2 separate regions of the Homo sapiens genome follow, and region 1 is linked to region 2. A link is a loop called in an ENCODE intact Hi-C map of the cell type or tissue named here. Cell type or tissue: heart right ventricle. All regions are shown on one strand. Links, peaks and the distances in the headings refer to the core of each region. The heading gives the core; the rest is flanking DNA.

Region 1 (4,398 bases), core at 115-4,114, 150 kb before region 2:
AGAAGAAGAAGAAGAAGAAGAAGAAGAAGAAGAAGAAGAAAAAATGTATGCATATGGATGTCCAAGCCAGAAAAACAAATAAACCTGGAGACAATGGGAAATAATTTAAATGTCCATCAACAGTAGAATGTTGTAAACAAAATATACAATAATGTGTAAATAAATTATAGAATACTTTAAAGGTAATTACATGGTTCCATTTCTTAAAGTTGGTGGATCCTACAACACAGGTGTTTGTTTCATTCTTCCTTCAAGAAGTCTTTCCAACTCCTCTGTCCCTTCCCTTGACCAGAAGTCACAGGTGGACAGGCGCTTAAAGATCAGGAACTTACCCTTCGGCTTCACAAACAAGGGGACGAGGGAAGGAGACACATGTCAGGACTTCCCTTGAAACCCTCCTCTTTGTCTGCATAGGATGCCCTCCTCTTTTCCTTCTCAGTAACTGTCTGTCAACATCCTCTTCATCTTTTAAGGCCCTTCCTTGGGATCCTTAGAGGGCACCCTGGTCCATCTACCTGTTGAGAAAACTGAAGTTCAGAGAGGTTGAAGGGTGAACCTAAGGCATGTAGTCATTGAGAGGCAGCCTTGGCTCTCTGGAATCTGTGCTCTCTTTATCAGCAATATCCGGTGCTAATTTATGTCTGTACCCATGGCACACTTGAAGACAGTTCCTTATAAACAGGAGGTGCTCAGTAAATGCCACCTCCTCCCTCTGGGTCTTTACTGAATTTAAACAAGAGCTTCCAGTGAAATAAAAGAGGATACAAACAAATGGAAGAACATTCCATGCTCATGGGTAGGAAGAATCAATATCGTGAAAATGGCCATACTGCCCAAGGTAATTTATAGATTCAATGCGATCCCCATCAAGCTACCAATGACTTTCTTCACAGAATTGGAAAAAACTACTTTAAAGTTCATATGGAACCAAAAAAGAGCCTGCATCGCCAGGTCAATCCTAAGCCAAAAGAACAAAGCTGGAAGTGTCATGCCACCTGACTTCAAACTATACTACAAGGCTACAGTAAGCAAAACAGCATGGTACTGGTACCAAAATAGAGATATAGATCAATGGAACAGAACAGAGCCCTCAGAAATAATGCCACATATCTAAAACTATCTGATCTTTGACAAACCTGAGAAAAACAAGCAATGGGGAAAGGATTCCCTATTTAATAAATGGTGCTGGGAAAACTGGCTAGCCATATGTAGAAAGCTGAAACTGGATCCCTTCCTTAGACCTTATACAAAAATTAATTCAAGATGGATTAAAGACTTAAACGTTAGACCTAAAACCATAAAAACCCTAGAAGAAAACCTAGGCATTACCATTCAGGACATAGGCATGGGCAAGGACTTCATGTCTAAAACACCAAAAGCAATGGCAACAAAAGCCAAAATTGACAAATGGGATCTTATTAAACTAAAGAGCTTCTGCACAGCAAAAGAAACTACCATCAGAGTGAACAGACAACCTACAAAATGGGAGAAAATTTTCGCAACCTACTCATCTGACAAAGGGCTAATATCCAGAATCTACAATGAATTCAAACAAATTTACAAGAAAAAAACAAACAACCCCATCAAAAAGTGGGCGAAGGATATGAACAGACACTTCTCAAAAGAAGACATTTATGCAGGCAAAAAACACATGAAAAAATGCTCATCATCACTGGCCATCAGAGAAATGCAAATCAAAACCGCAATGAGATACCATCTCACACCAGTTAGAATGGCGATCATTAAAAAGTCAGGAAACAACAGGTGCTGGAGAGGATGTGGAGAAATAGGAACACTTTTACACTGTTGGTGGGACTGTAAACTAGTTCAACCATTGTGGAAGTCAGTGTGGCGATTCCTCAGGGATCTAGAACTAGAAATACCATTTGACCCAGCCATCCCATTACTGGGTATATACCCAAAGGACTATAAATCATGCTGCTATAAAGACACATGCACACGTATGTTTATTGCGGCATTATTCACAATAGCAAAGACTTGGAACCAACCCGAATGTCCAACAATGACAGACTGGATTAAGAAAATGTGGCACATATACACCATGGAATACTATGCAGCCATAAAAAATGATGAGTTCATGTCCTTTGTAGGGACATGGATGAAATTGGAAATCATCATTCTTAGTAAACTATCGCAAGGACAAAAAACAAAACACCGCATGTTCTCACTCATAGGTGGGAATTGAACAATGAGAACACATGGACACAGAAAGGGGAACATCACACTCTGGGGACTGTTGTGGGGTGGGGGGAGGGAGGAGGGATAGCATTAGGAGATATACCTAATGCTAAATGACGAGTTAATGGGTGCAGCACACCAACATGGCACATGTATACATATGTAACTAACCTGCACAATGTGCACATGTACCCTAAAACTTAAAGTATAATAATAATAATAAAATAAAATATAATAAAAAATAAACAAGAGCTTTATAAAACTGTTTACTTTGATGCTGCTAACGTAGAAAATGACCGGCAGGTGGCAGCATTTAGCTTTCCTAGCTCTCAACTTTGCAATTGCCGGTTTAAGGCGAGAAAAGTTGGTTTTTCTTTTCCATTCTCCGAACTCTGCTTGTTGTCAATGCCTGCCAAATGCCCACTGCTCCCATTGGAAGCCTCATCCTACTACCCCCTTGCTGAAAAAGCATCTTGAGCATCTGCAGAAGCTCCAGTTTGAGACCTGGTGGCAGGAGGGGGTACATGGACATGCAATGAGAATATGAACGCTTTTTTTTTTTTTTTTTTTGAGATGGAGTCTCACTCTGTCACCCAGGCTGGAGTAGACTGGCGCAATCTCAGCTCACTGCAACCTCTGCCTCGTGAGTTCAAGCGATTCTTCTGCCTCAGCCTCCTGCTTAGCTGAGATTACAGGCGCCCGCCACCATGCCTGGCTAATTTTTGTATTTTTAGTACAGATGAGGTTTTACCATGTTGGCCAGGCTGGTCTTGAACTCCTGACGCTCAGGTGATCCGCCCACCTTGGCCTCCCAAAGTGCTGGGATTACAGGCGTGAGCCACCGCGACTGGCCAAACATGAAAGCTTTTCCTCTCCACAGAGCCCAGTGAAATGCTGATTCTCACCACAGCCCTGGGATACCATGGGCTGCAAAGCCATCTTAGGGCTCTGCTTTTCAGCTGGGGAAACAGACTCCAAAAGGCAAAGCGATGAGCTCAAATTCACAACAAGTTCAGATTTTCTGATTTGCAACTCTGTGCACTTTCCTGCGTTAGTTCTCTAAGGTGAAATCTACCCTGAAGGCATGTTCTGCCTATATGTGTGGAAAGGAGGCCAGAAAGATTTTTAAAAACCAAAATGCTACATGGTAAATAATAAAGGAACAGCAGAGAAAAGAGTGTTGGGGCTCAGAGGAGCAGACTGCACCATTCAGGGCTGGGGTGGGTGAGAAATTACGGAGTCAGAACTGAGCTGTTGAAAACAGGGGAGCTCTCACCCTTAAAAACAGTCAAGACATGCACAAGAAAAGGAGCAATGGTGGAAATTCTAGATCAGGATGGCAAACGTATGGCTTGGGGCTGCTACTCTCTTTCACCCTACCCTGTCACCCGGCCCGCACGTGCATGACAGACATCAGTAATCAATCATGGGATTCTTTCCCCTTGAGCTCAGGGCCTGACCAGAATCCACTGTGCACAGTGCGCCAGGTTTCCTCTACCAACTCGTAGGAGATGTCACCAGAGGAAGCCTGTTGCTCCTCCTCACCCTGCCCTATTGCCTCCCTCATGGCCACATTTATTGTGCACTTACTGTGTTGGAGGAGTTGTGCTGAGCTCTTTACACACACCTTCCATTTAATTCACTTACCATATTCTTGGGAGTTAGGCATCCTTCTGGTTTTACACATAAGGAAAATGGGGTGTTAAAAGCCTCATAATGCAGAGCCAGGATTCAAATCCAAGCCCACCTGTCTCCAAAGCCCAGCCTGGGAAACTGCTAGATAGGTGGGATAAGCCAGTATGGAAGCAGGCCTGTGGTTTGGGCCTTGTTTAGGCCTGAAGATCAAGACTAACTAGGCTGCAGTGGAGCCTGAGGTCCAGAGAACAGAGGACACTAAAGATGCTTTTGTTTGTTCATTCATTCCTCAACCCACGTTTATTAAGTCCCTGCTACATGCCAGACACCTTGTAGATCCTGGGGGTATAGTGGTCAAACAAGAGAGACAGAACACCCCACCCTCAATCAGGGGAGACTAAGAAATAAGTCAGTCAAATGCATTGTATGTCAGGTGATGTATGTGCTAAGGGGAAAAATGAAGGCTAGAGAGTGGTGGAGAGAGCCACATAGAGCTATATGTGGACTCAGGCCTAGGAGATAAGGGAAGGGATGACTTAGGGGCCTGAGCTTCTTGGAGTGACT
Region 2 (4,398 bases), core at 159-4,158:
TCAAAAAAAAAAACAAAAAACAAAAAACAAAAAAAAAGAAAACAAATAATCTTCTCTTGTACAATTTTTGATAAATAAGATATGGAATGAGAAACTGAACTGTTGCTTTCGTAGGTAAATGAGAGTCTGAGTTTCCTTAGCTCCAAAGAGAAAGGGCATTTTACTCCTCCCAGCTGAAAGGCACCCCTGGGTGACCAGGGGCCTTGTGGGAGTGTCTGTGAGGTTCACCCACCCATCATGACATGTAGCGCAGCAGCCCTACAGGGAACCCCCAACAAAATTAGTTTTAAAAAGGCTCATCCAGGAAGCACGTATGGGAGCTCCAGGTTTTGAGCCCTCTGAGAGGTGCTAGAGCTTCAGAGAGAGAAATTGAGACACATAAGAGGGCAACGATGACTCAGGGGTGACACCGTGGAGTCCTGCCTGCAACCAGCACACTTCCACCCATTCCACAAAAGCCCTAGGCCACAGCTCAGTTCCTCCTTTAAAAAATACTGGGAAACAAATAATCTAAGTATGAGGAGAAAACAAGGAGAATGACCCCCTTTGGGCACTCCATCAGTATTATGGTGGCTCTACTTACTAGAGTTTATGTGAAATTGAAGTATTATGGTGTTTGTGCACATTTACATTAAGGAAAAAGAGACCTAAGGTTGACCTGCAAACTATAGAGTTCCTAAGTTCTCCTTTTCTTTGTTTTCTTTTCTGTCTGACTTACATCTGCTGTTACTTTTCTATTGAGATTAAAAATCACTGGTTTTTTTTTTTTTTGAGATGGAGTCTCACTCCATCATGCAGGCTAGAGTGCAGTGGCACGGTCTCAGCTCACTGCAACCTCCACCTCCTGGGTTTAAGTGATTCTCCTTCCTCAGCCTCCCGAGTAGCTGAGATTACAGGCATCCACCACCACGCCTGGCTATTTTTTTTATTTTTAGCAGAGACGGGGTTTTGCCATGTTGGCCAGGCTTGTCTCAAACTCCTGACCTCAGGTGGTCCACCGCCTTGGCCTCCCAAAGTGCTGGGATTACAGGCATGAGTCACAGTGCCTGGCCTAAAACCACTTTTTGATCTAAACTTTTTTTTTTTTTCAACCCAGTGCATTTGTATTTATCTCATGACTAAAGTTCAGAAGTAAAAGCTATGGGATTTTTTGTGTGTATGTGTGTATATGTGTGTGTATATATATTTAAAAGGCTTTTATAGTAGATTTATATAATTTTAATTGGTAATTAAATTCATTTTAACTTCACTCTAGCACACCTGACTTTTCCTCTTGAGATGTAAATTTTGCTAATTGATTTTTCACTTGAGTTGTTTCCTTTAATATGCAAATTTAGTACTTTAGCTAAAACTGCCTAGGGTAATAAAATGGGTTATCAAGAATTTAAAAGTCTAAGGAAAAAAAAATAGGTCTTATGAATCTGTAAGCTGTACTTCTATTGGTATGCCTAATATGTCTATGTATTTCTGTGTTGTGTATATAATATTTTACTACTAAAAAGATATAAAAGAGCTTGCATTAAGTGGTTTAAAGAAAAATGAAAGTGCTTAAATCAAATACTTTATCAAAAAAAAAAAAAGACTAGTCAAATGTTTTTCAAGTTCATGTGAGATGGGATAATTCCCTTGACCCCTTTCATGGGTGGGAACTGGAGTGGCTGGTTTCATTGAGCCAGCAGCTGTCCACTCCTTGCAAGAGGGATCATGCATGCTAGTGAGTGCAGGAACTGGAGCGAACAAATGCTGGAACTGGCTAGTTGCTCCTCTCTGGCAGGAGCAGGCTCTGTGTGGGCCCCGCAGCAGCATCCAAGTATATTACAATCAATGCTCTTTCAGCTCTGCTGTCCAGAGATGGCCAAGTGCCAGCTAGCTCAGTGGAGGGTCAGGGTGGCAGCAGCTGTCCTCTAGGCACTTGGGTTCTTGTCTGACATCCAGGTCACACAAATGGATTGAAGGGTAGTGTATAAGGAGGATTTTACTGGGTAATGGAAGTGGCTCTCATCGGGATGCGGAGGTGAAAAGGCAATGATGTGGGAAGAAGGTGATCTTTCCCTGAAGCCTGGCTGTCTCTGGCTGGGCCGCTCTCTGAAGCCGCACTATCTGAAGTTTGTCGTGTCTATCCATAGTCTCGAATGTTCAGTTGCTTCTCTGCTTGCCACTCAGCCACTTGTATTCCCACCACTCAGCTGCTTGTGTTGCTCTGCCAGTTGAAATCTTTTTTTCTTTTCTTTGTTTTTTTCTTTCCTGTTTATTTTTATTTTTATTTTTTCTTTAGCAACTGAAGTCTTTTTATGGGCACAGGATAGGGGTGTGGCAGGCCAAAAAGGCATTATTTAGGTGGAAAAACAGGGTCAGCTGTTTTCCCTTAGGGCCGTGGTCCAGGCTGAATGGTGGGGTTTAGCCCTGAGCCCAGCCCTTCTGTATCACATGTGACTTAAGTAAAATCTTTAATAAATAAGCTTGCTTTAAAATTGTTGGTAAAATAATACTAGAAATGTCTTAAGAATTGTTAGTATTTTTGTTTGCATTTATTGATCAAGTGGTTTCATGCTTTATTCCTGCAGAATGCTATAAGATTTACCATAAGAGTTATAAAACTATAAAACCCAGCCCAAAACTGAATGATCTTTGCTTGTATAATTTTTGATAAATAAGACACAAAACATTGTTGGTTTAATGAAAACAGCTAAATCCTGAGTTATTGGTAAAAACACCCTTATATTAAACCTTAAGCTTCTTACTTAAGTAAACACCTGAAATTCACAGCTATAAAAATAATTAACAGAGAATTAACTTGAAGTGATGACTATCACTGTTTTCATAAATAACCTAGGTAAACTATTAGATAATCAAGTAAATGTATAGACTAAATGCTTATAAACAAACTTGTCATAAAATTTAGAATCTAAAGTCATATTAAATAATAGGTATTAATTGAATATCTGGGTAATTTACAATTTAAAAATTATAGGAAAACTTTTTAAAAATATTCTTATTAAAAGGTAAATATGGCAGATGTGGTGGCTCACACCTGTAATCCCAGCACTTTGAGAGGCTGAGGCGGGTGGATCATGAGTTCAGGAGTTCAAGGCCAGCCCGGCCAAGATGGTGAAACCCTGTCTCTACTAAAAGTACAAAAATTAGCCAGGTGTAGTGGCGGGTGCCTATAATCCCAGCTACTCAAAAGGCTGAGGCAGATAATTGCTTGAACCCAGGAGGTGCAGGTTGCAGTGAGCCGAGATCATGCCACTGCACTACAGCCTGGGTGACAGAGCGAGACTCTGTCTCAAAAAAAAAAAAAAAAAAGAATTTAAAAAAAATTTTAAAAAAAGGTAAATACCTTTGTTTAATTCAAAGCTTATTTAAGGTTATGCATAAAACAGTGTAAACAGAACTAGGAAATATGAGATGTAAGGAAAGCTACAGATATAAAGAGTTATTTTTGGTAAAGAAAGTAAAAAGAAAAAAAATTTTTATATGAGAATCTTGTATGGTAAATTTTTCCTAAAATAAGATAACTGGTTTTTCAAGAAAGAGGGATCTTTAGGACAAAACAAACAGTCTAAGCACGTTGTAAATGGTCTATGTAAGTCATAATAAGGTTAGTAAAAAGGAATTTAATTTTTTTTAAAGGGGTTATATAATTCAGTTGGCTGTGATTAAGAAGAAATTATGATAGTCTTTCTAGAGATGGGTCTTCGATATTAATATCAATGAAAAGAGTTGAACTCTATAAAATATTTGAAGAGTCTTATTCTGAGCCAAATATGAGTGACCATGGCCTGTGACATAGCCTTCAGGAGGTCCTGAGAACATGTGCCCAAGGTGGTTGGAGCACAGCTTGGTTTTATACATTTTAGAAAGGCATGAGACATCAATCAAATACATTTAAGAAATACATTGGTTTGGTCCAGAAAGATGGAACAACTCAAAGCAGGGGCTTCCAGGTTATAGGTGAATTTAAAACATTCTCTGGTTGACAGTTGGTTGAGTTTGTCTAAAGACCTGGTATAGATAGAAAGGGAATGTTCAGGTTAAGATAAAGATACTGGAGACCAAAGTTCTTTTGAAGTCTTATTGTAGCTGCCTTAGAGACAATAGGTGAAAAATGTTTCCTATTCAGATCTTAATCTCTTTAGGATTGGGAGGGTCTGGAAGAAAAAGATCTAGCTATGTTAATAGAGATTCTTTACAGATGCAAATTTTCCCCCACAAAGAACAGCTTTGCAGGACCATTTCAAAATATGGCAAAGAAACACGTTTTAGGGTAAAATAGTTTGATTTTCTTCTTTGTCTCTTAATGTTATGCCAGAGTCAAGTTGGAAAATAAATCATGATATATAGGGTTAAATAAAACCTATCTGAGGGCATGACTCCACAGACCCCTTAGATAGGAAT

What was found. Peaks named below come from ENCODE experiments on the same cell type or tissue, not always from the same donor. Only the 100,000 strongest peaks of a DNase experiment are listed, where the experiment ranks them.
Region 1: a loop joins it to region 2, with 8 times the contacts of the local background. A loop is called at or near these places in 26 of 110 quality-filtered maps.

The regions. Positions count from the first base shown.
Region 1 is chr10:80,220,950-80,225,347 of GRCh38, reverse strand. No RefSeq gene overlaps it. Among named protein-coding and RNA genes, the nearest start is that of LINC00857, 15 kb to the right of the region's middle. In heart right ventricle, for the core only: a CTCF peak has its summit at 2,499 (motif pointing right); a DNase peak (open chromatin) is centred at 2,527; H3K4me3 peaks cover 390 bases.
Region 2 is chr10:80,067,668-80,072,065 of GRCh38, reverse strand. The region is part of intron 1 of TMEM254-AS1 (TMEM254 antisense RNA 1); the gene reads left to right. Among named protein-coding and RNA genes, the nearest start is that of TMEM254, 8.8 kb to the left of the region's middle. In heart right ventricle, for the core only: no CTCF peak of the experiment used is centred there; a DNase peak (open chromatin) is centred at 1,783.